Regions from separate parts of the Homo sapiens genome. Here regions 2, 3 and 4 are each linked to region 1. Evidence: chromatin contacts called from ENCODE Hi-C or POLR2A ChIA-PET data. All regions are on one chromosome and are shown on one strand. Each heading gives the region's core, a stretch centred on a gene start or an enhancer-like site at or near the end of the contact. The rest is flanking DNA. Distances are from core to core; before and after follow the strand shown.

Region 1 (6,085 bases), core at 1,268-3,767:
GGGTCTCCAGCAATCCCCCACCCGCCCCTTCAGTGGGTGCCCGCATTCCCGTCCCGCATTCCCTGAGGGCCTTTCAAGCGGAGTCGTTCTCTGAGAGGAGGCCTCAGAACTCGGGTGGGCGGGGACCGCCTCTCCCCAACGAAGGAGTTCCCCTCGAGCGCCCAGCGTTCGCGGGAGGGACCCACACAGCCTTTCCTCCAGCCCAGCCCAGCGCCCCGCCGCTCTCTCCACCCCACAAGCGGCCGGTTACCTAGGCAAAGCCTCAGTGCCTGGAAACACGTTCCGCCGCTCCTGCTTGCGGCCGCCGGGGCCGGGAGCACAGAGCCTTGGGGTTGTAAATTAGGAAGAAATAACTACCTCTGTCAAAGCCCCTTTCTTTCTCGTGGGCAGACGAAAGGAACACCCCCGTGTTCCCCTCCCGGTGGTGAAGTGTGTGGAGGAAACCGTGAAACGCACCATTGTGACCGGGGCTCCTCTGCGGAGTTTCCAACCCTGGGGAGCGGGGGCGGAGGTTGGGCGGGGGCAAGAGGAGCGAGGGAGAGACTGACAGAAAGGGAAAGACTGAGATTCTCAGAAAGACCGAGGGAGACTAGACAAACCGCGGGGAAGAATTTCTGTGAGCGCACGGTCCCAGGCAAAGGGGTGGATGGGTGCCGGGGGGTGGGGGGCGGAGCGGACGTGGAGGTTGCTGTGGCCTAAGGAGGCTTTGATACTAACTCTGCGAGCATCTTGTTCAGCGAAAATAACTCGAATAAAGTAACTTCATTCATTGTGCCCATCAGCCACGTTAGGCAGCTTTTTCTTTCCCTAACTTGATTCTATAAAATATTTCCCGGTCGTGGGAAAAGGAGATCCGGCACTGGACTCGCGATGGAATGACGGCTCCCTGTTCTTCTCTCCCAGCACCACAAGGCCCTGGGATCACAGCCCGACATTTCTGATTACTAACTCCTCGCAGCTCTTCCCTCTGGAGAATCCGGACGCATAAATAAATAAAAGGCAATCTCCAAGAACGTTTTTGGAAATCAAGGGACAAATGCGTTCTTCCTCACCACTGCCCCGAGGCTTCCAACAGGTTGGAGAGGTGCCTTTGGAAGTCAGTCTCCGCAGGCTGCGCTCGCATGACCGCTCTCGTCTCACCACCGAGAACTTTCATTTCTACTAAGAGTAAAACACTCGGAGCAACTTCTCCAAAAGCGCGAGTTCTGTCCGTGAAAAAGCATGCCTTTCCCACACCGAGCCAACGTCCAGAGGAGAGGGACACCGTCCCCACACGTGTCAGTGTGCGGGAGTCGCCAATTACACCCGATTTACCTCCTAAGGGAAAAGTGTAAACCGGCATGTCAGCGACGACAGGCAGACGTGCCTAGTGGAACCCCAGGCTCATTTCAATACAATAAGCCACATTCCTACAATTACGCCCTCTTTCCTGAGGTCCTCCGAGTGCGTCTGCAAACTCTGGCCGTCGCTGCCTAGGCCCTTCCCTCCTAAGCTTCCTTCCAGAGAACCAGCTCGGTGCCACCATTAGCAACATTTACTTGGACCCACCAGAGCTCCTATTTTCAATCCTACTTAAAAGGCAGGAAAATTACTGCCGTTCATCACCGGAGCTGCAACTCCCTGCCGCTGCCGCTGCCGCCGCCGCCGCCGCCGCCGAGAGCATCATTACCATGACAACTAGAGCCGAAATACCCTGAATTACATCGCTGGAGCCGCTATAGCACAAATCCCGGTCCTCCTCTTTGTTAGAGGCTTTTCGCCTCTTCGAGTGGGGGGAGGAATCCCACGAGCTCCAGAGATCCCCGCGGGCCCACTACAGGGGAAAAGTTTCAGATCAGAACCTACGGGCCGCTGGGCTAGCAAAGCCGGAGCCGGGCGGCAAGGTCAGGGGAGGGAACCCCACACTCAAAGTTGTCAATTTCAGGAGCGACGCTTCCCAGCAAGCCAACTTTTTTAGCAAGTCCCCTTATTAACTGGGCGAATCTCATACGTACTTGAGTGCTGTGGCGGTTCCGTCTTTAGAGCGAGTTTCTAGAGAGCTGTCCCGAAATCTGCACTGGGGGGGAGTCACAGCTGCTGTCCCGGAAGGGCTGCGGTGTACAAGCCCAGCGGCTCCCGGAGGCGGTGAGCGGCTGGTGGGGGATGCTGCGATCCCGACTCATGGGAGAGCACAGCCGAGAGGTTCCGCGGGCGTCCTGGCTTGGGCTGTGACCAGGGGGGAGGATGCCGCCGCTGTTCCCACCTCCACGGCCACTGCCGGCACCGTCAGCGTTGCAAAGTGAGCCCGGGAGGGGCGTCCAGCTGCGGCGCCGCGCTGCACCGGCAAGGGCTCAGGGCAAGAGGGGTGTGAGCGCGCGGGAGAGCGAAGTGTGTGTGCGGAGCCTGTGTGCGCGCTTGTGTCTGTGTGTGCGAGTGAGGGAGCGGGTGTGAGCGCGTCTGTGTATGGGGAGCGGAGGAGGAGCAGGAGCTGGAGGGGTGGGGGGCGGGAGGCAGGAGACTCCGCTCTCCCGGCTGCGCGTTCGCTCGCTCTCTCGGCACGTCATTTATGCCACAGGAGCCCTAGCGGCCTCTCCATAGAGTGCCTGGAATGCGAGACGTCAATGTGACGCCATGGGACGCTACGTCACCCTCCTCCTCCCTCCCCTGGCCCAGCCGGTTCCGCGTGTGCGAGGGAGGGTGTGTGTGTTCGTGTGCGCGCGCGCGCGCGCGCGTTCCTCGGCCAGTCGCACGGCCGCACAATGGAAACTCCGCCGCACGGCCGGCCCCGGCCTGGGGGCTTCTCTTTTTGCAGCGGAACCGCTCGCCAGGGCGTGCGTCTGCGGGAGGGTGCAGCGGCCTGCCCACGGGTCAGGCGGGACCGCCCAGCTGTCAGGCTCGGGTGGAGTAGAGTTGGAGGAGTGCTGCTGGCGCGCCTCCGAGGCTGCCCCGAGGCACGGAGCCAGGGCGAGGGGGGTAAGGGAGAGGACAGCTCTTCCGAAAGGGAAGGCTCCGCCAGCCAGCTTCTGACCAGCTCCAGTGACCTGGCAGCCGGTGCAGAAGGCGTCTGGCACCAGCCCGAAGACGCCCTGAGGTGCAGCTGCACTTTCCTCTTGCATAGGTTCTAAAGCTGTTTACGTTGCTCCGGTCCTCTGCGCCCAGGCTAATCCCCCCTCCCCGCATCATTTACTGGGTGCGTGTTTCACACAGGGATGCAGATGGTTCCGGGGATAAGGTTTGATTTCTTTACACGTACGGCGTGGGTTTCTTAACTGGACACGTTATAACCCAGCGAAGTGCACATCCATCATGCACACGCGCGCTGCAGCAGAAACTACTCTGTGTGTAAAACAAACACACACGTGTTGAACAGCTGAGCGGGTCTGACTATTGCAAATCATTCCTCCTCCCCGGCACCGGGTCAGAAATGGAACTCTCAACTAGCACTTTCACTTTTTGATGGTTGTAGATGCCCTCCGCCCACATCTCCCAAATTAAACATTTCGAAATCAATCAACAGGACTTATTAGTCAGTCCCTCGCTAGGGGATTTGCTTTGGTCTCCTCGGACACATTTGTCATGAAATGGTGTGCCGAAAGCCTGGGTGACTGTATGAAGGAGAGCAATTTCTTCCTGGAAATGATAAATTTAAGTGTAAATTTCTTGATGAAAACAAAATTTATCAGAGTTAAAGACCCCTAGTCCCAAAGGTTGCTGCTGAGTGAACGCAGTCTCTTTCAGAAATGAATTTTTGGACAGGAGAAAATATTTGAGTGAAACAATGCAGATAGAGTGGTCCCCATGTGGTCCGCTTGAATCACAAATACCGTTTTATATGTTTGACCTGTCCCAATTTGTGTGTGTGTGGCGGGGGCGGGGGGCGCTGCGCCGAGGGGAGATACAAGATTCCTTTGTAGACAGCACACATTTCAGAATCGAAGAAGGTTCGAGCTAGGACCAGAAACTTGAAAACAAACTACATATAGGTAAATATGGCATGTATATCTTTCTTCGCCTCCACTTCCAATTCAGACACGGTGGTGCGGAGAGGATCGTGGGAGAATGCCCCGAAAGTTGACCCAGCCGAGAGCAACCGAGTCTCTGCACTGCGGCGGGTTCCAATCCAGCCTCGGAAGGAAGGAGGGCGCTGCTACATTGTATCCATTCAAAGGCTTGAAGGGGGGGAGCAGGACCTGGAGCCGCGCGGCGCTGACGCACGCGAGGCGCGTGATTGACGCAGGCGATGTTACTAAATTCGGCGGTTGGCCGGGACCCGCCGCCGGCGCGCGCCGCAGATAGCGGAGTAGGTTCCCCTCGGTCACCCCCGCCCCTTCTCCATTCAACGCCGCGCGGGGCGGGGCAGGGCGCGCGGGGCGGGGCGGGGCGGGGCGGGGAGCGCGCGGCCGCGCCAGGATCCGGCCGAACCAAATATAGTCGGGCCTGGCTATTTTTAGCCGGGTCTCGGGCGCGAGCCCGCCGCGTGAGGGGGCGCCCTGACCCCGCCGGGAGTGCGGAGGGGGCGGGGGCGGAGTCGCCATCTTGGACTCGGTTCGACCAGGTCTGGTGACCGGCGACGAGGGGCCGGGCTCGGCGCCGGGGGTCGGGGTGAGTGGGTGCGAGCCGTGGGAGAGAGGGGGGGCGCTGGCGGCTCTCTTCGTCCGGCGCGGGCTGTGAGAAGTGAGCAGGGCGAGGCGCGGGCGACAGCGGGGCGCGAGGCCCGTGCATGTGTGTGCGCACGGAGGTGGGGAGACGGTGATCCCCGCCCGCCCTGCGGAAGGCCCGGCGGTTCTACCACCCGGCAGCTCGGCCAGCCCCGAGTCGCGTGGGGGCGGAGCTGCCCGCGGCCACCACTTCCTGAGTGCCGGGGATACCCTTCCCGGACGTCACGGAGGAGCCGAGGCGGCGGTGGCGGCCCGGGGCTCATCCTGCACTTGCATCACGGGTGCAGCAGCAGCTGCTCTGCTCCTTTGTGGCTTTTTGCCCCGTTGAGTAACTGCTTTGTTAACTGAAAATACCATGACGGGCCAGTGTGATCACCAGCTCCAGATCTCAAAGAAAGTGAAGCTGTCAGGCAAGAAGAGGGAGACTCCCCCAGCCGGCTGCGATGGTATCTGGTGGGTGGATGTGTAGAGAAGCACTTGACAGTTTCCACGTATTACTTCTTGCCTAACTCTTCACCCCCAAGAAGATTTAAAAATACTTTTATTTCCATGCTGTAAAAATTTCATTTGTGTTCTGCACCTCCCTCACCCCCCTAATCCTCCTTCAATTAAAACTCTCATGTAGAACTGGAATCACTGTAAGCAGGAACCCTAAAATTAGGTACAGTTTTTAGGAAACATGACATCTTTCAATGAATTTATTCAATAAACTACATTTTCTAAATGTTAATATGTATGAAAGGTCCTTGCCCACTCAGGGTTGTTATAAAGCTGCTAAATTGTTCATATGAGTTGGGCTCCAGTGACCGTTTCAAAGCAGTATCCTTGTTTACCTAAATTTAAAACAAAACAAAACAAAAAAACTCTTCTCCCTGGCTGAGAACCTCCAAGCAAAGTTTCCTCTCTTTGAGTGGGTGTGTCTTCTGGACCTCTATCTTGGTTACTTCTGTGCATCCTCCTCCCTTCTCCCCTCCACCTTCCTTTACATCCTTTTCTGTTTTTTACAGCCTCACTCCTTTACATCCGTTCCTTCCTTTACATCCTTACTCCTTTACATCCTTTTCTTCCTATCAAGTGGCCAATATCTGTTCCTGGACTGCTCTGTTAGACTGAGGGCTGTTGTCTGACCTCCCTGAGCCAATCAACTGTTCGTGGCTCAGTGCTTCTCGGGGTAGGAAGGGGGACTGACTGCTGGAGAGGTCACTGAGTGGCAGCCTTTTGAAACTCAAATGGAAATTCATGGAAGCAGAGACACAGCTGTCTCGTAGACGGAGACACCATCCTCTGCTTAATCCTATGTCCCTAAACGTATGCTGTTCTTTAGGTGACCCAAACAGAATTAGTTTTTCTCGAGTCTTTTTTTTTTTTTTGAATTAGTATCTACTGCTCTATTCCTTTTCAAAAGTCGGATTTATTAGAAACCAGGCATAATATTCTGTAAGGCACAT
Region 2 (6,085 bases), core at 2,450-4,949, 4.9 Mb before region 1:
GTAATGTTTAAGCAAGGGGTTAGAGGTGTACCACTGGGAAGAATAAGAACTGAATTTATTTTTTTGGTATTGCTTTTCAAAAGTCTTAGTTAACCTGTATGTATCTAAAATAATATACATCCAAGAACTAAGTTTTATGTTACATTTAACAGAATGAAAATCTATACTGAAAAATGAAAATCTATACTGAAAGCCAAAATTGGATGACTCTTTACCATACTTCCAAATATGAAACACTGTATTCATTCTGCCTCCAAATTCTACACTCCAGTATCCAACCAATTCAGAGTGAGCTGTCCGAAGATGAGCGTTTTTCTCAAAATTTTCCAGGAACTCATTCATCTTTGAGGGCTTAAGGTAATAAGAACGAAATTCATAGAATATTCCATCGTATTGTCTGGGTCCCGTAGCAAAAGATGAGCACATCTGAAGAAGATAAGACAAATGTAAATATCTTGAGAAGACAGGATTCATTATATTGTGTTAAAACCTAATCTGAATCTGGTACAAGGGACACTCATAGACTCATTACTCATGTTTGTACTTCTGTTGTCAATTCTCAATATGTTACTGATGGAGGGTGTCCAGGTTCTTGGTGTTTGAACAAAGAACTGGACAAAATGCACAAAGCAAGGAAAGAATGAAGTAACAAAAGCAGAGATCTATTGAAAATGAAAGCACACTCCACAGGGTAGGAGTGGGCCTGAGCAAGTGGCTCAAGGGCCCTGGTTACAGAATTTTCTAGGGTTTCAGTACCCTCTAGAGGTGTCCCATTGGCTATGTGGTGTAAGCCGTATATAAATGAAGAGGATGAAGTAAAGTTGCAAAGTCATTTACTCTGTGTACACCCTATGTAAATGAAGAGGGTATTTCTTGTCATAGCTGAAGGGTTTGATTTAGTTCTAGGAAGTCCTTAGGTTCCCTGCCTCAAGACCCTATTCTCCTGCTTCACATATACATTTGTTTACATAGAGGTGTCAATAAAGACAACTACTCTTAAATATGCTGAGTGTGTAGTTACTGTTTCCTAGTGGGGGTTCACTGTCACCTTTAGCCACTTTTTCAGAAATTGCTCATAAGAAGGCGCTGAGATCTTAATGATACTTCTTTATCCAAGAACTACAATTAGGATTCTAACAAATTTACAAAAGTTTTCCTATTAGCCAATATTGCATCTTTAGTCAAGAGCATACGTGTTACAGTTATGCACATCAAAGAACTTTATTAACTACGCACGTAACTTTTGGCAGGCATAATGAAAAAAATGTTTACTAGAAGAAAACTCTTTTAGGTTCTTGAAAAAAATGGAAATTACAGTTCAGGTCAAAGTATTTCCTAATTCAATGAAGTAAACCACTGACCAAAATTAGGACTGGAATGTAACTAATGCAATAAAAAGCTCTGACCTATCCAATTGCATTGTAATATAATGGTAGAACATGAATGCTGAGAAAAGAAAATTCAGAGTCAAAATTTTCTTATTAGTTTCTAATTACAGATGCAATGTGAACAACATTTAATGAATCCACTTATACCACATTGATGAAAATATCACTTAAGAACCATTAATTCCTTTTGTAATAGTCATACACGCACTGTAAATTTCTAATTTGTGTTCTGGTTGAACTTTCTGTAAGAAATACCTCGCCTAAGATTATCCTCTATGTAGGTATCTATGTGTATATATGTATACACATACACACACACATACGCACACACACATATATATATGCACTCATGGTATACACACAGGCATTCGTGATATTCTTATAAATCCATCTTACTTAAGTTTGAATAGCATGTGCCATTTCCTTAAGTTGATTACACCAGAATAATCTGTGAAGACAGTTTTGATACCTACAAAGCTATGGACAAATTAGGGCTTATACTGACTAGCCAGTATGTCTGTCTGAAAGCAGTAGGCTTTTGCTCCGACATATTTTTGTTTACAAAATACAAAATTATGTAACTGTGTATGATAAGGCTTAATGATAATTATCTAGAGTTAATTCTATTCGTGTGTGACTTATATTCTTATTGCTCAAATGACTAAGCCTACCAACAAAAACAGCTGCAGCTGCCCCTGCCTTTTGTGGACACTCTTTTTGTGCTTTTAAACCAAACTCTAGTAACAATGTTGGTCAAGAAGCAAGTGCCTAGTATCCATAATTTCAAAATTATTATAATAAAATATATCAGGAGATAGGCCAATGGGGCATTTGTGACAAATGGATTTCAGGTTGATTCGAGGAATTTGTATTTGGAGGATAAAATAGTTGATCAAAGGTACACATTTTTACAATTTTGGGCAGTATTAATATACAGTAGGGAACCTACAGTGAGAGAGGGAGAGAGATGTGGACAGGTGGTGCCAGAGAAGGAAGACTGCAGGGGAGCCGGGTATGGTGGGGGAGCCGGATGGGAGTTAAGAATTTTGTTGCAGGGATGACTTTTAGCTGCTAGGGCAGAAATCATGAGTCGTCCATCCTCCCTTATCTCCAAGTTAGGGATCATTCCCACCAGCAACGACCTCCACTTCACTTAAAAGAGAACAACTGATGGACATTTCTAAAAACTTAAAGTTTGGAATCATGCCATAAGGACGTCATTCCTGGCCCTGCCCCACTGGAGAATCATTAGGGTAAAAACTGCATTGTTAACCCGGGGTGAATGGACATGAGCTGCTCTTCTTTAGTGCTCCTCAGTCTGTCTCTAGGACAGGTTAATCCCCTTCCCATCCTGCCCCTTCAGAAAGGAGTAAAGTCCTAAACATCAAAAGGAAAAGAAATTTCTAGGTTGAAGCCACAGAATAGGCCACTCCCGAAAGTTAGGGCAGAATCACAAGCTCCATTTTGTCCATTTCTCATCTAAGGTTAAAAGAGTCTGTCTGTCATCGTCCGGTTTGATAGGAGGCTCCGGTCCCGCCTGGTTGGGGGAGCGACCACACGAAGCGCGGGTGGCGGGCAGGGTCCAGCCCCACCGGGACCCTGGGCCTCCTCTTCAAGGGTCTCCGCGAAATGCTCGGAAGTTGTGTGCTTCATTTAAAAGGGGGAGGCCGGTTCCGTGGCAAGCGGCTGGTTGACAATTCCCTCCTTCAACCTGATGTCTAGAGAGGGCGGTGGCTTGGAAAGCTACGACTCCACCCGCGGCTCCACAGCGCCAGGTGACAACATGGGAGCGCTCGCTGGGCCGCAGCCGCGACATAGCTGGGCAGCAAAAACGAAACAGCCGGCGCCATGGGAGTGTCCCGGTGGGTGTGGCATCCAGGCTAGAAAAGCCTTCTGACCACCACTGCCCGCGAGACGACCCCGGCTGGGGGTATTCCCCTAGCAGCGGCCTCCTCCTCACGCGCGTTCCGGGTACCCCTGTCTTGGGGTTCCGGGGCTCACGCTAGAACCTCACCGGGGCCCCAGGTCTGGGCGCGCGTGGCGGAGAGCGCATGCGCATTGCTCGCACGTACCCGGAACACTCCCCGCCCCGCCCCTCCCCTCCCGTCGGGTGAAGGCTTGGGTACCCCCGTGGCCGGTACCTGAGGCGCCAGCGTCCGTGAGGCCAGCGCCCGAGTCAGGGCGCTTCTGAGGACGAGCATGGCGCGGCTTCGGCGCTGAGAAAAGCAGCCAGCCGTGTCCTTTCTGAGACTCCTCTGAAGGTTTCCCGAGTGGAAAGGAGCGGCTCCTGGATCATTGGCAGACGCAGGCTGGGGCGGGGCTCGGCGGGGTCAGCTCCACCCCGGCGCGGGAGGCGCGGCGGGTCCCGTAGCTTGGTGTCTTTCTCTGCTGTGCTGAGCGTTGGTTCCCCCTTGGTTTCCTGAAACGTTCTTACCCCAAACGTTAGAGGTGACGTTAGGATTAACTGAAGGCTCGGATCGTTCCTGCTTCAACTTTCTGGGCCCTCACTCACCTCATTCGCTCCAGTGCTCAGTTGTGTAGATTGGTAAATGTGCAGGGGTTGTGGGTGTGTTGACCATGGGGAAAGAAGGAGAGGTGTTGAGTGCGTGCATGTGCAGTGCTTTGTATTTAAAATCGTGGAGGTTTTTTCCGAGTTAAGTTTTAGATGTTGTGATAGACGTGTATTTGAGCCTGACCTCTCTGCAATGAATGTGTTCTCCATCTTAGAAGGCTCCTAATTAAGATTTAGATTAAATTTTCCACGAGCTCAGAGAAATGGCAGCATCGAGCCTGAAATGAAAAAGTCAAAGTTAAACATACCCTGGTCTAGTCCTCCCAGTCCGGGAGTGTTGGTTCCCAGAGTAACCACCTTCAACATTTCAAGCTGTTTCATTTAATGCTTGTTTCTGTATTTTTAAGTAAGTAGTGTTTTCTGCTGTTTATTGCATTTTCAGTTATGGATAGTATGTGTTGACTTCCTTCTGTGGCAGATGAGGATTTATGTCTCATAGATGCCACTGCCCCCAAATTCACTTGTCTTCCTGCATCTAATAATGCTTATGTTAATTTACAGTAATTAATTACACTATTAATTTACAGTAATCTATATTAATGTTTACATTATTCTTGCTAATAATTACATTATTGTAAACATTAATGTAATATTGCTTACATCATGAGGACTAGGGAGGGATTGCAGGGCCATGACCTGGGTTGTATTGGTTGTGCCTTGTGGAAGAGCTTTGGAATTGTCTGTTCAAAGGAAGGGAGACTTTTTAAAATTAGTTATTTCGGAAGGGTTGCCTCAGTTTTTCTAGAAGAGAGACATCTATTTGTAACCATGCAAGACTAAAAAAATCATTTGTATCAGGACTGGATCTATATGAGTAAATTATTTTCTTAGACCTTTTTTTTTAAACCCTGTAATTGCCAATCCATTTACTTATTCAACAGATATTTACTAAATTCCTTCCATGTTCCAGGCACTTTTCCAGAAACTGGGGTACAGAATTGAGCAAAATTCAAAGTCCCGTCCTCTTGGAACATCCAGGATGGAGGAAACAGATAAAAAAAGGAAGAGTAAATATATCAGGGATTGTCAAATAATATAAAGAAAAATAAAGTAAGATACGAATAAAGGTGCTAGTGGAATTCTAAAAGTGGTCAGGATTCTAGCTATTGACTTGGATATTTAGGATTTAGGTTTCTTCATACCACTCCCTCAAAATACACTTTCCTTCCTGCGTTTATTGATGTTTACATTAAAAATATATTTTGGAGTGAGAAAAACATGTTAAAAGCACTGTAAGCACAGGTGAATCTCTTCAAATAGTGGGCTTCACTGTGAGGTGATCTGACCTGGGTATTTCACTGAAGGCTGTATCCCCTCCCCCCAAACTGTTATCTGCAAGTTATTTATCTGTGTAGTCAGTGTTAGGGAAGGGAAACTTCCAGTATCTTATCTGTGTGAGAAAAGCCTTGCTGCCAGTTTCCTGAGGCTGAGGAGGGAAGAAGGCCAGAACACTCAGCATTTGGTAGTATCTTTCAATAATATATTAATTAGGGTAGATTAAATAGCTCTTGTAAATCAACACTCAAAAAAGTGTATTATTACTCAAACACTATAGGAGTTTATTTTTTATAAGAATACAAAGTGGGTTTTTCTAGTTGGCAGGTAGCTCTTCTATACTTAGTGAATTAGGGAGCCAGGCTTCTACCCGGTGGCTTTGCCATTCCCTAGTCTCATCATTAACTGCATCCATCCAGCAGAAAGATACAGGGAACTTCCAAGAGGAATTTCCAAGAGGAAAATACAGATAGGGGCAAAATTCATGGCTACAATTGAGAGATGGCTAAACATTGTTAAGTGCTTCTAAGTAGCTAAAATATTCTCCTATTCTCTTTCTCACAGGTTTTAAATATCCTCAAATACTGTGAGTTAAGCTTTATCTCCGTTTTTTAAGTGAGAAAGGTGAAGTCTGAAAAGAGAATTTTCTCAGTTTCATTGCTACGAAGTGGCACAGACTTTGAAGCCCAATTGTAAAACCAGTTCAGTTTACCATTTATTTTTAAAAGATATGTGATTATTAAGGTAATTTTAGATTTGCAGTGGAAAGTAGCTTTTAGACAGAATTTAAAATGTAATATTGTTCTGTGGCTATTTTAAAAAGCATATCCCTAAACTGCCTGGAAAATGT
Region 3 (6,085 bases), core at 1,323-3,822, 3.9 Mb after region 1:
TGCACACGTACCCTAAAACTTAAAGTATAATAAAAAAAAAAGCTGGCATTTAAAAAAAAACAAAAAACTGGCATCATCATCTAACCAACTTTTCAAGGTAGAAAACCATTAGTCAGCCCTTAAACCTCATTTAATATTACTCCTTACATCCAATCCATCAGAATATCCTGGTTCTACTTCAAAAATGAATCACTTTCCTCCATGCCACTATCTCTCTAAAGCAAAGGCTGGCAAACATTTTCTCTAGAGTCAGTTATTAGCTATTTGTTACTTTAGATTTTGTAGGCCATACAGTCTCTTGCCCTTGTAATGCAAAAGCAACCAGACAATACATAAACAAATGGGCACAGTTGTGTTCCAATAAAACTTTATTTACAAAAAAAAGTGTCAGACCAGTTTTAGCCCACAGGCAGTAGTTTGCAGACCTCTGTCTTAAAGCATGCCACCATCAACTTTCCCTAAATTATGCCTAACCAGTCTCTCTGCTCCCAGTCCACCTATTTAGCGTAGGGTACCCATTATTCTCTATCTCATCATTTTATTGCCTCTGTAGCACTTATCATAACATTTAATTATCATGTCCACTGGTTTTTTGTCTTTTCCTTCCAGTAGAGAGTAATTTCCTTTCCAAGAAAAGTTTGTACTGTTATAAATTTTATCCCCAGGACCAACACAGAGTCACACAGCAGACATTCAGTGAACATGCGAATTTATTACACATTCTTTTTTTTTTCTTTTTTTTTTTAGACAAGAGTGTCTCTGTCGCCCAGTCTGGAGTGTCATGGCACAATTATAGCTCACTGTAAACTCCAACTCCTGAGCTCAGCCATCCTCCCGCCTCAGCCTCCTGAGTAGCTGGGACTACAGGTGTGCACCACCATGCCTGGCTAAATTTTTTATTTTTAGTAGAGACAGGGTCTCGCTTATGTTGTCCAGGCTGGCCTCAAACTATCCTCCCGCCTAAGCTTCCCCAAAGTACTGGGATTACAGGTGTGAGCCATGCGCCTGGCCTATTACAAATTATCAATCTCACAAATCCTTGATATCTTGCGAGAAAACTAAAAAGTACACCAACATATACATAACTGTAAAAACTGCATTGGAAGAAGAGTGCTATGAGAAGGGAGTATTGAGAAATGTAATTTAAAAGGGAAAGGGGTCTAAGAACTGTATCTCAGATAAGTGTACAGCATGTGCAAAAAAAAAAAAGCCTTAAGGGAATCACACAACTTATTGGAGTATTTTGGGTTTGAGTTCGGATAATTTCTAGGACGAAATAAATTCAGTTGAGTTAGAAATGGAATCTCTCAGTATCCAAACTACAGAACAACTGCTTAAATTGTTAAGATTTCCTGTTGGATTTAACAGGGAAATGGGTTAAGTGTCCTAAAATTTAATGAGTCGAAATCATTTGTTTTGGTTTAAACTAATTACCAACTCAACTCATTCTGGTGATAGGGTCTCTCTCTCCCTCTTTCACTCCAAAGGCCTCCTCAAGCATTCCTCAAGGGTGTTCCCACCTCGGGGCCCTGGAGCTTTCTGCTCCTTCCACCAATTTCCCTAAATACCAAGAGTGACTAGATTTATCAAAAGGAATGAGCCTCCCAGTCACAATATCCACTCGGCAGCTTCATCTATTTTTAGCTGCCAGTCTCCTATAGGTATTTATATGTTTGGTCCCTGAATTACAGCGTCATCAATTCCTAGACCTCAGAATTCAGGCTTGTAACTTGCCCTCTCTGAACTTTAGCTCTGAATTCATCTATTTAATGAGATCGATATCTTCCTCAAAGGAAAGCAAGTAAACAATCAGCATATTGCTGGGCTCAGGAAAATCACTCAATACCTGGTAGCTTTTGTTATACAGCACAATTATTAATGAAAACTACTCATTTGGGTGCCAGAAGGCATCCCAGGTGACTTGTGGTAGATAATCACACCTTCTTTAAACCTCCTATTTAAGGCAGAATATAATGCCCTGACTCAATAGGCAATAAAACTCAACTGAACTAAATATCTCAACCTTCATTTATCTACTTACAACAAACTTCTGCCATTCACTAACAACTGGGGCATACAAGAATAAAGAATGAAAATAACATTTACTGAGTGCTTAATATGGGCCACACGCGGGGTCACATAAATACTTTGCGTATTCCCCACGTCATTTAATAATCGCAAGAACCTAGTAATGAACCCAGTTTTACAGATGAGGAGCCTGCCCAAAGTTGCTCAGCAAGTAACTGTCAGAGGCAGCACTAGATCCCAGGGGCTGACTCCCGAGTCCAGGTTCTCAACACTGAATCGGAGATTTGGTTCCAGGCCTGGAGGGGTTCACAATCTGCAGCTGTCACTGAAGAGGATCTACAGGGCAAAACCCCAACCCGAAGGGCACCGGCAAGAACTGGTCCAACGCGACGCAGTACACAGGCCTCTGCGTAAGGGGCGAGCGCGGAGCTGGTACCTTTGCCTGAGGTTTCCGCGCGGGGCTGTGGCGCCGACGGATCCATCCGGCCAGGGGGAGGGGCCGAGCCCGGCTGCATGTAACACCCGGAAGGCGGCGGAGGACAGCAAGGTGGCTGGCCGGCAGGCCAATGGCGGCCAACGCCACTTCCGGCCGCCCTCCGAGCATCGCTCTTCGGCAACCCGAAGCCACAGGATGGAGGAGGGGGATCCCAGCAAAGGTAGCGACTAAGGGGACCCAAGCAGAACGGGAGGGCGACGTCCGGAGCGGCGGCAGAGCCAGGGGACGCTGTGTGAGGCTGGCAAAGCGGTGTTCACCTAGTTCTCTCGGGCTCCGCCGCCGCCGGAGGAGGACAGGAGGCCGGCAAGGCGACCCCCAAATCTTCCTAGGCTCTGACTTCCGTCTCCTAACCCCCGCAAATTCCAACCCGGTCTTGGAAAATCCCGCGAGAACGGGCTCCCGAATTGTCATTGGGATCTCGCGAGAACGAAATCTTCCTTTCTGTGGGCGGAGCAATCTTCCCGATGTCTCTTCCCTCTGAGGCCAGTAGCAGGAAGGGCCTCGGGAGTTGCGAGTGTCGCGAGGTTTGAGGTCGCTCGGTGGGCCGGGCGCTGTGCGAAGCTAGAAATAACTGGGGGCATGGAGAATGCGGTGGCTGTAAAGGGCCGCTGAGGCGGTGGAGGCCTGGCAGAGAGCGTCCCCGCGGTCGCGGCTTCTGGCTTCTCTGTGGAGCTTGGTTCTTCCGTGGTGGTGCAGCACCCCAGGAACTTCAGGAACCAGTCCTTCCTTGGAGAGCTCCCCGGGACAGCCACGGGGGCCAAGTGAAACTAGCGCGTTTTCTTGGATCCTACACTTTATAGTGAGTCATAAATACTTTAAATACAAAGCCAACAACATTTGCTGCAAATAAACGTAAAAATACTGTTAAAGTGTAAAGTGTTTTCCTCCGTACCATCTGACGTTTCTGGCGGTTCGTTGAACGCGAGAGAACGCTGAGCCGTCTGCACTGAGCCCGGGAGCATCTTCAGGGCAGCGCCGCCCACGCGCGAGGTGAATGAAGGACACGGCCTCTTGACACTCCCAGGCAGCACAGATAGACGGATCCGTAAGTGGCTCCCGCGCATGTTAAAATTTGTATACTGTAAGGTATTTCATGGATTGAGTGAAATACCTGACAGGGCCTGTATCCGTTCCCTATTGCCACAATAACCAAAAACCACAAACTTTGTAGCTTGAAACAGCACAAATTTATCATCTGACAGACAATGCATTTATTATCTCACGGTTCTGTAGATCAGAAGTGCTACCTGGGTGTCACCCGGGCTGCACTCCTTTCTGGTGACTCCACAGGACAATCCTTAGCTTGCCTTTGCCAGCTTCTGTCCACATTCCTTGGCTTTGGTCCCTTCCTCCATCTTCAAAGCCAGTGATATGCCATCTCTCTGAACCTTCCATCCTCAAGTCTACCGCTGATTGCAGCTGGAAAAGATTCTGAGGGCTCACCTGAGTAATCCAGGATCATCTTCCCATTTCCAGGTCTCTGCCCTTGATCACATCAGCAGAATCCTTTTGCCATGTAAGCTAATATATTCACGAATTCCGGAAATTAGGAGATAAACATCTTTGGGGGATCATTATTCTGCCTACAGTAGTGTCTTAAGAAAACAATATGGCTGTTTGCAAATAGATCTCAATTCTATGGCAGATACTAAAAACTAGTAGTATGTGTTCATAAAATGCTTCATTTAAAATATGACTTGTTTGCTTACCAGCAGGCAATAACTTTAAGCCTAAGTGAAACATCTAACTCAGCCATCTATGTGTGAGTTGTTGGCCAGATCACTTCTCCGTGTTTTATTGTACTCACCTATCACCATTACAGTGAAGCTAATAATAGTAAACTACCTAAAAATGGTAATTGTAAAAAATTAGATAATTAAGTAAAACTCCTAAAACAGTAGCTGGTCATAGTAAGGAATATATGTGTTGTTATTACTATTATTATCAATGGAATGCATCCACTTGAAAGTTGCATTCTACATAGCCATTATGTCAGTTTAATATTTTGGCTAATAGGCCGGGCGCGGTTGGCTCATGCCTGTAATCCCAGCACTCTGGGAGGCCAAGGTGAGCGGATCATGAGGTCAAGAGATCAAGACCATCCTGGCCAATATGGTGAAACCCCGTCTCTAATAAAAATACAAAAATTAGCTGGGCGTAGTGGCACATGCCTGTAGTCCCAGCTACTCAGGAGGCTGAGGCAGGAGAATCGCTTGAACCCGGGAGGTCTATAGAGGTTGCAGTGAGCCGAGTTTGCGCCACCGCACTCTAATCTGGCGACACAGCGAAAAACACTACTAATTATAATTGTAATTCTTGATTCTGACATGCACCCTGATATTGGAAATCTTAAAATCTAGAAAAATCTGCTGCTTGTTATTGATGGATTATATCTCTTTTCACATTGTCTCTAAAATCAAAATGGCAAATTGAAATTTTAATCAAGCTTCTTTTTTTCCCCTACAACTACCAGGGAAGAAGTTTGATTTTTTTCCCCTCTCTGAAATGACTAGTTGTGTAATTTTGTCTTATTTTTCCAGAGGTCCATTGAGTTAAGATGTAGCTCTTGACAGAGCAGACCTCTTAATAGAAGTGATAAGCAAATTCAGAAATAAATTTTGATTTAAATGGGAGGTATCATCTGGTTGAAGGAATACCCTTGTGACTAACAAAAGAGGAGGATACCTCATTTTCTTTTTTTTTTTTTTTTTTTTGAGACGGAGTCTCGCTCTGTCGCCCAGGCTGGAGTGCAGTGGCGGGATCTCGGCTCACTGCAAGCTCCGCCTCCCGGGTTCACGCCATTCTCCTGCCTCAGCCTCCCAAGTAGCTGGGACTACAGGCGCCCGCCACTACGCCCGGCTAATTTTTTGTATTTTTAGTAGAGACGGGGTTTCACCGTTTTAGCCGGGATGGTCTCGATCTCCTGACCTCGTGATCCGCCCGCCTCGGCCTCCCAAAGTGCTGGGATTACAGGCGTGAGCCACCGCGCCCGGCCCTCATTTTCTGAGTGTTTATTATTTAACCTCACTGCTGTACTTACAGTGTATACTGAAGCAGAAATAATCATGACATGAAAATATGTCCTAGTGAACTAGTTGCCTCATAAAGTTAGACATTCTCAAATATTCCTTCCCCCAGTAGCTTTTGTCTTTGCATTGACATCCTTGTCTAGGTGCTGATATTGTGAACATCTAACGCTGTCAGACCAGTCACTTCAAAGTTAAACTGAATATCTTGTAAAATATTAAGGAATTCCTGTAGTTAATATGTGTGATGTTGGATAAATCACATGAATGAACTGAATCACATACAAAACTTTTGGCAAAGGAGGATCTAGCAAAAATTAAGCCAATTAAAACTACAAAAGAGAAAAAAATAACACAGATGGTGATAACACAGGCATTTCAAAACAGGCTCATGGAAGGATGATTAAACCCACCAATAATTTGCCAAAAAATAGTCTCTCTTTATCTTCACACTGCAAAAGTCAAATATATATCTGTATGTGGTTGACAGATCTCCAGAATTGTGAGTTAATCTAGCAAAAAGGCTCCAGAAAAA
Region 4 (6,085 bases), core at 2,520-5,019, 3.2 Mb after region 1:
GCAAAACATCGTCTCAAAAAATAAATAAATAAATTCACATACTCTCTCCATTTTATATATATGTATAAAATGTCTCTATTTATATACAGAGAGATATATACATACACATATATATAGATCTATATATCGATATATACATCTATATATCGATATATAGATGTATATATCTCTCTATAGAGAGAGATATATCGATATATATGGTCTGGTTCTCTTCTGGAGATCCCTAATATAACACTCAAAAAATTAATGAATTGTACACCCACATACACAGTAGCTTTATTCATAATACGATAGACACAACCCACATGTCCATCAACAGATGAATGGATAAAGAAAATGCGGTAGATACATTCAATGGAATATTATTCAGGCTTAAAAAGGAAGGAAATCCTGACAAGTGCTGCTACAAGGATGAACCTTGAAGAGATTGTGCCAAGTGAAGTAAGTTAATCACAAATGGACAAATACTGTATGATTCCAGTTACACAAGATAAATAGAGTTATCAAACTCATAGAGATAAAAAGTAGAATGGTGGTTGCCAGGCGTTAGGTAGAGCAGGGAATGGGCAGTTAGTGTTTAAAGGTTATGGAGTTACAGTTTGAGATGATGAAAAAGCTCTGGAGATGGATGATGGAGCAGGCTGCACAACAGTGTGAATGTACTTAATGCTAATGAATTACACATTTAAAAATGGTTAAAGTGGGAAATTTTATGTCATGTATATTTTACCACAAAAGGGGGAAATATTTTTTAAAATTAACAAATTAAGAAAAACTGTACACACTGTTTGTATTATCCCCTCAGAGCTGTATTCTTGGCAGTTGAATCTCTAGTTGGACTTGTCAGAAGATATTTTGGAGGACGCTTTCTTGAGCAACACAGTAGTTACACTGGCAACTCTACAAACATGTAGTGCTGTCTCTGTATTTTTTAGTGTGTGTTCTTTGATTTATTTTAAACCATGGACATATGAAGTTATACCACCAAATATTAGCAGGTCATTCCTAAATAATAACAGAACGGAAACAGTAATAGTTTACATTTACTTTTCCTTAATCATAGTATCTAAAGGTGCTGTATTAGTCTGGGTCCAATAACGAGATTTAAACCACACTGTAGGTTAAACAGGGAAAGTTTAATATAATGAATGAGTAAACTCTGATCAGGTGACATGCACCTGTAATCTCAGCTACTCAGGAGGCTGAGGCAGGAGGAATGCTTGAGGCCAGGAGTATGAGACTGTAGTGTGCTATAATCATAGCACCTGTGAATAGCCACTGGACTCCAGCCTGGAAAACATTAGTGAGACCCCATCTCTGAAAAAACAACAACTCTGATTAAAGTGTGTCTAGAAAATATAAGGAACCTATGGCTAAGGACCAATACTCAAAGAAGACAAACTTGAAAGGGACCCCTTCCCCAAATCTGGGTTTCAGATCTGACTGGAGCAGGTATAGTTCAGCCTACTGGATAGCTATGTGTAGAAGTTTGATGGCTTGCCCAGGCTGGATCTGGTATACAGTCAAGGGAAAGGCAGAAAGGAACCCACTAGAATGCAGGCAGGGCATAGGTCATCAGCAAGCAGTGGATGAGAGCAGAGGCAATGGTGATGGGTACAGGTGAGCCAACGGCTCTACAGAGAGCGGTGGCTCGATGGGAACAGGTGAGGAATTGGGGGCACAGGTGAGGAATTGGGCTGCTAGTGGAGTTAGGAGTGCGTTCAAGTTCCAGTTTTCACATCAAGTGAGGTGCTAGGTTATTGCTAGAACAGCCAATAGTTGCAGTGTTGCCAAGGAAGTGTGTATCCTGGTAAAGTGCCAGAGGCAGAGCCCCACCCGCTACCCTCAGGAGGCTATTTGAAATCCCCTTCCTCCTGCAATGTCCTGCCAACACTGTCTATTGAAAATGCTTAATATATTGCCCATTGCAAAGGTTAGATGCTTAGAGGAAGTCTGTCCATTGTCACAGAGTATATAGTGAAGGGTTGATTTGGAGCTGAGAAGCAAGTTGATAACTGTCACAGGCACTTCATCTCTCAGTGTCTCATTCAGTCATGTACTGATGCTCCCTAGACAATACCTTCTAATTTCTGCATTTCTGCATGGCTACTATTCCTCCTACAAAACTATTTTTTGATGATGTCTGAGTTCATCACTCTGCAAAAACTAAGTCATGTGGCTCTTTGTATTTCAAAATGAAATTGTCTAACCTGTAATTTATTTCACATGAAATATGACACTGAAAGCAGTAATGTCAAAGAAAATTTTTCATTCATTGATACCAGCAATTAATCAGAGCTGCCAAAATACCACCATTCTTATCTGTATATCAATTTCTGCTTACCAAAACACTGCTTACAATAAATTTGGTGACATCTGGCAAACTGCCTGTTGTGAGTGCTATTCATCAGCCTGCACTTTGGTCATGCATTTATTTCCAAAAACTCATAAAGCTCCTGGCCAGGCCCAGTGGCTCATGCCTGTAACCCCAGGACTTTGGGAGACCACGGCAAGAGGATTGCTTGAGCCCAGGAGTTCAAAACCAGCCTGGGCAACATAGGGAGACCCTTGTGTCTACAAAAACAAATCTAAAAAAAAATTTGCCAGGCATGGTGGTGCATGCCTGTGATCACAGCTACTTGGGAGGCTGAGGCAGGAGGACTGCTTGAGCTCAGGAGGTGGAGGCTGCAGTGAGCCATGATCGTGCCAATGCTCCAGCCTGGGCGACAGAGCGACACCCTGTCTCAGAAAGAAACTATCTTGACTTAGAAACAGATCTATGCTTAAAATTTTGTAAACACGCTGCAGAGCTTCTCAAACAGAGCACTTAATGTGTGCTCAATAAAGTATAAAATCTTCACACAGGTGAAAGCCAGAGGATGCAGCATCCCCCTTTCCTGCACTTTGTGGCAGAGTCACATCAGTCACATAGACCTGCCTAGCACTCCGCCCCAGAAATATTCTTCAGCTCAACAAAGGCCATAGATAAAGGATGTACTTTCTGAACCCCAAATCCATACACAAGAGTGAGTAAACTTATGAAGACAAAGAGCCTGAATGTTATCTGGTCCTGCTCTGGAAATCTTGGACACACAGTTAGCACCCATGAGAAACCCCAGAGAAAGATGAACCTCTAAATCCAGGGCCAGTTTGGTCTCACAAAGGCTGAGATCCCCAGATTTCCCTATGCCTGCCTACCCACCCCAGGAGAAACTGAATTGGAAGTGTGGGATTTCTACAAAACAGCTGCTAAGTCATCTAACTTCATCATCCTCATCCCACCCAGCTCACCTTTTATTTCTTTATTTTTATTATTTATTTTTTTAAAAAACGGAGATGGCGTTGCCCTCTGTTACCTACCCAGGCTGGTCTCGAACTCCTGGCCTCAAGTGATCTTCCCGCCTCGGCCTCCCAAGTCGCTAGGATTACAGGCCCGGCCTGTGTGTTTACAAAACGTGGGCCTGGCCCTAGCCCACCTTTTACACATACACCCATTAGTTCTCGAATAGGTGAGAACATCCGCTCAGGTGGCCATGGAGGGCGCGGGCGGCTTTCTTCCTCAATAATGCTTGCTCGCCGTGGACGGACCTTACTTTCTCTCTCTGTCCCCTACCCTGAGAGCTGAGTCAGAACCGCCCGTGGGGTTCACTCCGACAGCTCCCAGGCCCGCGCCGCGCCGCGGAAACCGTGACTTGCCAGGCCCCACCTCTGCACGCCCCGCCCCGCCCCCCGCGCCCAACCTCTGCGCGCCCCGCCCCGGTCCGCGCTGACAGAGCGGACCCAGGCCCTCGGCCGCCCCGCGTCATGGCCGCGCCGGCCCCGGTCACGCGGCAGGTTAGCGGCGCCGCCGCCCTGGTCCCGGCCCCGAGCGGCCCCGACAGCGGGCAGCCCCTGGCGGCCGCCGTGGCCGAGCTGCCGGTGCTGGACGCCCGCGGGCAGCGGGTACCGTTCGGCGCGCTGTTCCGGGAGCGCCGCGCCGTGGTGGTGTTCGTGCGGGTGAGCGGGCGGCGGGGCTGGAAGGGAAGCGCGGCCCAGGGTCCCGGGCAGGCTGCCGGGATGCGAGCCGCGCCTCCTGCTTCTTAGGACGGAAACGGGAAGGCAGCCTGCCCAGTCGCGGCCGCTTCCCAACTAGGGCGGGGCAGGGAGAGGGCGAGGGCGAGGCCCGCTTCCCACGCGCCGGGCGCCCGAGCCGCCGGTCCCGGCCCCGCGGGCGTCGCCTTTGCTCGCGTCACGCACGGCGAAGTACAGGGATCCTTCGGGGCCCGAGGGTGCTGCTTTACTAACTTGCCCTTTCTGCCGTTTTGGCTTTCAGCATTTCCTGTGTTACATCTGCAAGGAATACGTAGAGGATCTGGCCAAAATCCCCAGGAGTTTCTTACAAGTGAGTTTCCCAGCGTGGGCGGCCCAGTGCCCGCTTCTGCAGACCTTGCGAGCGGGGCGGGGGAGGACGCGGCTCCAGCGCGGAACTTGCAGCCTGGATTGCCCCTCCCCGCAGCTCTCTCCACCCTCGCCCCTCCAAAAGGAGTGAGACGTCAGAGATCTATTTCTGCCCTAACTCATTGGGTGCTGCCTGGTGGTAAACGTACTAACAATTGTGGTGTTGCCTGGTAACCTAGTGCCTGTTCTCAAATGTTGACTGATAATGCCCTAAAACAAATGCTGGAAATGGTTATTTTCTTCCCTTTATTTTTTGTTACACTCCAAATAGCTGCTCATTATGGGAAAATACTAATATATCGTAAAGGTGCAAATGTTTATGTTAATAGGCTGCAAGTTCCATGTCCCTAGGACAAACCACATAGTTGTTTTTCTTGAGGCACAGATAGGTTTGTGCCCAAGTGAGCTTTTTGAGGAAAGGCATTGAGCAGCCTTTATAAAACAGATGTTCTTTCAGCAGACCTTGTCAATCAGGATGTGAAAAAATAACATTGATTAAATAACTGTGCGGCCGGGCACGGTGGCTCACGCCTGTAATCCCAGCACTTTGGGAGGCCGAGGAGGGCGGATCACGAGGTCAGGAGATCGAGACCATCCTGGTTAACACGGTGAAACCCTGACTCTACTAAAAATACCAAAAATTACCCGGGCTTGGTGGCGGGCGCCTGTAGGCCCAGCTACTCGGGAGGCTGAGGCAGGAGAATGGCGTGAACCCGGGAGGCGGAGGTTGCAGTGAGCCGAAATTGCACCACTGCACTCCAGCCTGGGCGACAGAGTAAGACTCCGTCTAAAAAAGAAAAAAAAAAAACTGTGCTACAGAGTTTTTAAAAAAGAATGTCTTTGGGGAGAATATAGAGAATTATTTACTATATCATTTTGAAAACAATGTTTTGACTGTTCCTCTGCGTATCCTTTTATTCTCTTTTTAAAAATTGACATATATAATTGTATGTGTTTATGGGATACAGTGTAATATTTTCATAGGCATTTACGTTGTGGAATGATTAAATCGAGATAATACATCCATCATGTCAGATAGTGATTTTAGTTTTTTGTGATGACAGCGTGTAAAAACTAGTCTTTTAGCAATTTTGAAGTATACATTGTTAACTATAGTCACCATGGTGTGCAGCAGATCTCTAAAAGTTATTCCTCTTGTTTAACTGAAACTTTGTACCCTTTGATCACCTCCCTTTTCCTTATCCCTGAGTAACCAGTCTCTGGTAACCATCATTACACTCTACTTTTTTCGTTTCCATAGGTAAATGAGATCATGCGGTGTTTTTCTTCCTGTGCCTGGCTTATTTCACTTACACGATGTCCTCCAGGTGCATCTAGTGTTGTCGCAAATAACAGAAAAATGTCTTTCTTTTTTATGACCAAATGTGATACCGTATTTTCTTTTCTTCTTTTTTTTTTTTTGAGATGGAGTCTCACTCTATCGCCCAGGCTGGAGTGCAGTGGCGCGATCTCAGCTCACTGCAAGCTCCGCCTCCCGGGTTCACGCCATTCTCCTGCCTCAGCCTCCTGAGTAGCTGGGACTAACAGGCGCCCGCCACCACGCCCGGCTAATTTTTTGTATTTTTAGTAGAGACGGGTTTCACCGTGTTAGCCAGTATGGTCTCCATCTCCTGACCTCGTGATCTGC

What was found. A loop is a pair of places that touch in the nucleus more often than their neighbours do. ChIA-PET counts read pairs that join two places held with the same protein, here RNA polymerase II (POLR2A). Pooled maps may share reads with other maps.
Region 2: a map of psoas muscle shows a loop between it and region 1 (22-fold over the local background). The contact joins the promoter of NIPSNAP3A here to the promoter of NR4A3 in region 1. A Hi-C loop is called at or near these places in 4 of 168 maps with a recorded cell type or tissue (B cell, CD4-positive, alpha-beta memory T cell, naive thymus-derived CD4-positive, alpha-beta T cell and 1 more) and 10 of 50 pooled maps.
Region 3: a map of CD4-positive, alpha-beta T cell shows a loop between it and region 1 (16-fold over the local background). The contact joins the promoter of ERCC6L2-AS1 here to the promoter of NR4A3 in region 1. A Hi-C loop is called at or near these places in 1 of 168 maps with a recorded cell type or tissue (CD4-positive, alpha-beta T cell) and 5 of 50 pooled maps. POLR2A ChIA-PET finds 5 or more read pairs at or near these places in 1 of 52 experiments (AG04449).
Region 4: a map of naive thymus-derived CD4-positive, alpha-beta T cell shows a loop between it and region 1 (33-fold over the local background). The contact joins the promoter of PRXL2C here to the promoter of NR4A3 in region 1. A Hi-C loop is called at or near these places in 2 of 168 maps with a recorded cell type or tissue (gastrocnemius medialis and naive thymus-derived CD4-positive, alpha-beta T cell) and 4 of 50 pooled maps.

Annotation. Positions count from the first base shown.
Region 1 is chr9:99,818,317-99,824,401 of GRCh38, reverse strand. It overlaps NR4A3 (nuclear receptor subfamily 4 group A member 3), which reads right to left and starts at 2,517. Exons shown (of 8, transcript NM_006981.4): 1 at 1,995-2,517. It overlaps LOC101928438 (a long non-coding RNA gene), which reads left to right and starts at 4,513. Exons shown (of 7, transcript NR_109802.1): 1 at 4,513-4,581. RefSeq lists enhancers at 1,287-1,799, 4,202-4,795, 4,796-5,389 and silencers at 2,374-2,423, 4,305-4,854.
Region 2 is chr9:104,745,297-104,751,381 of GRCh38, reverse strand. It overlaps NIPSNAP3A (nipsnap homolog 3A), which reads right to left and starts at 3,699. Exons shown (of 6, transcript NM_015469.3): 1 at 3,530-3,699; 2 at 216-426. The coding sequence starts at 3,589. It overlaps LOC107987105 (a long non-coding RNA gene), which reads left to right and starts at 3,743. Exons shown (of 5, transcript XR_007061705.1): 1 at 3,743-3,933. RefSeq lists an enhancer at 3,136-3,295 and a silencer at 3,716-3,805.
Region 3 is chr9:95,872,464-95,878,548 of GRCh38, reverse strand. It overlaps ERCC6L2-AS1 (ERCC6L2 antisense RNA 1), which reads left to right and starts at 2,572. Exons shown (of 3, transcript NR_023390.1): 1 at 2,572-2,684. ERCC6L2 (ERCC excision repair 6 like 2) reads right to left here and starts at 2,858. Exons shown (of 19, transcript NM_020207.7): 1 at 2,465-2,858. The coding sequence starts at 2,510. RefSeq lists enhancers at 2,648-2,707, 2,768-2,997, 2,129-3,003, 3,138-3,237, 3,278-3,327 and 1 more.
Region 4 is chr9:96,653,001-96,659,085 of GRCh38, reverse strand. PRXL2C (peroxiredoxin like 2C) reads left to right here and starts at 3,769. Exons shown (of 6, transcript NM_153698.2): 1 at 3,769-3,996; 2 at 4,313-4,381. The coding sequence starts at 3,805. RefSeq lists silencers at 3,681-3,770, 3,811-4,020, 4,161-4,230.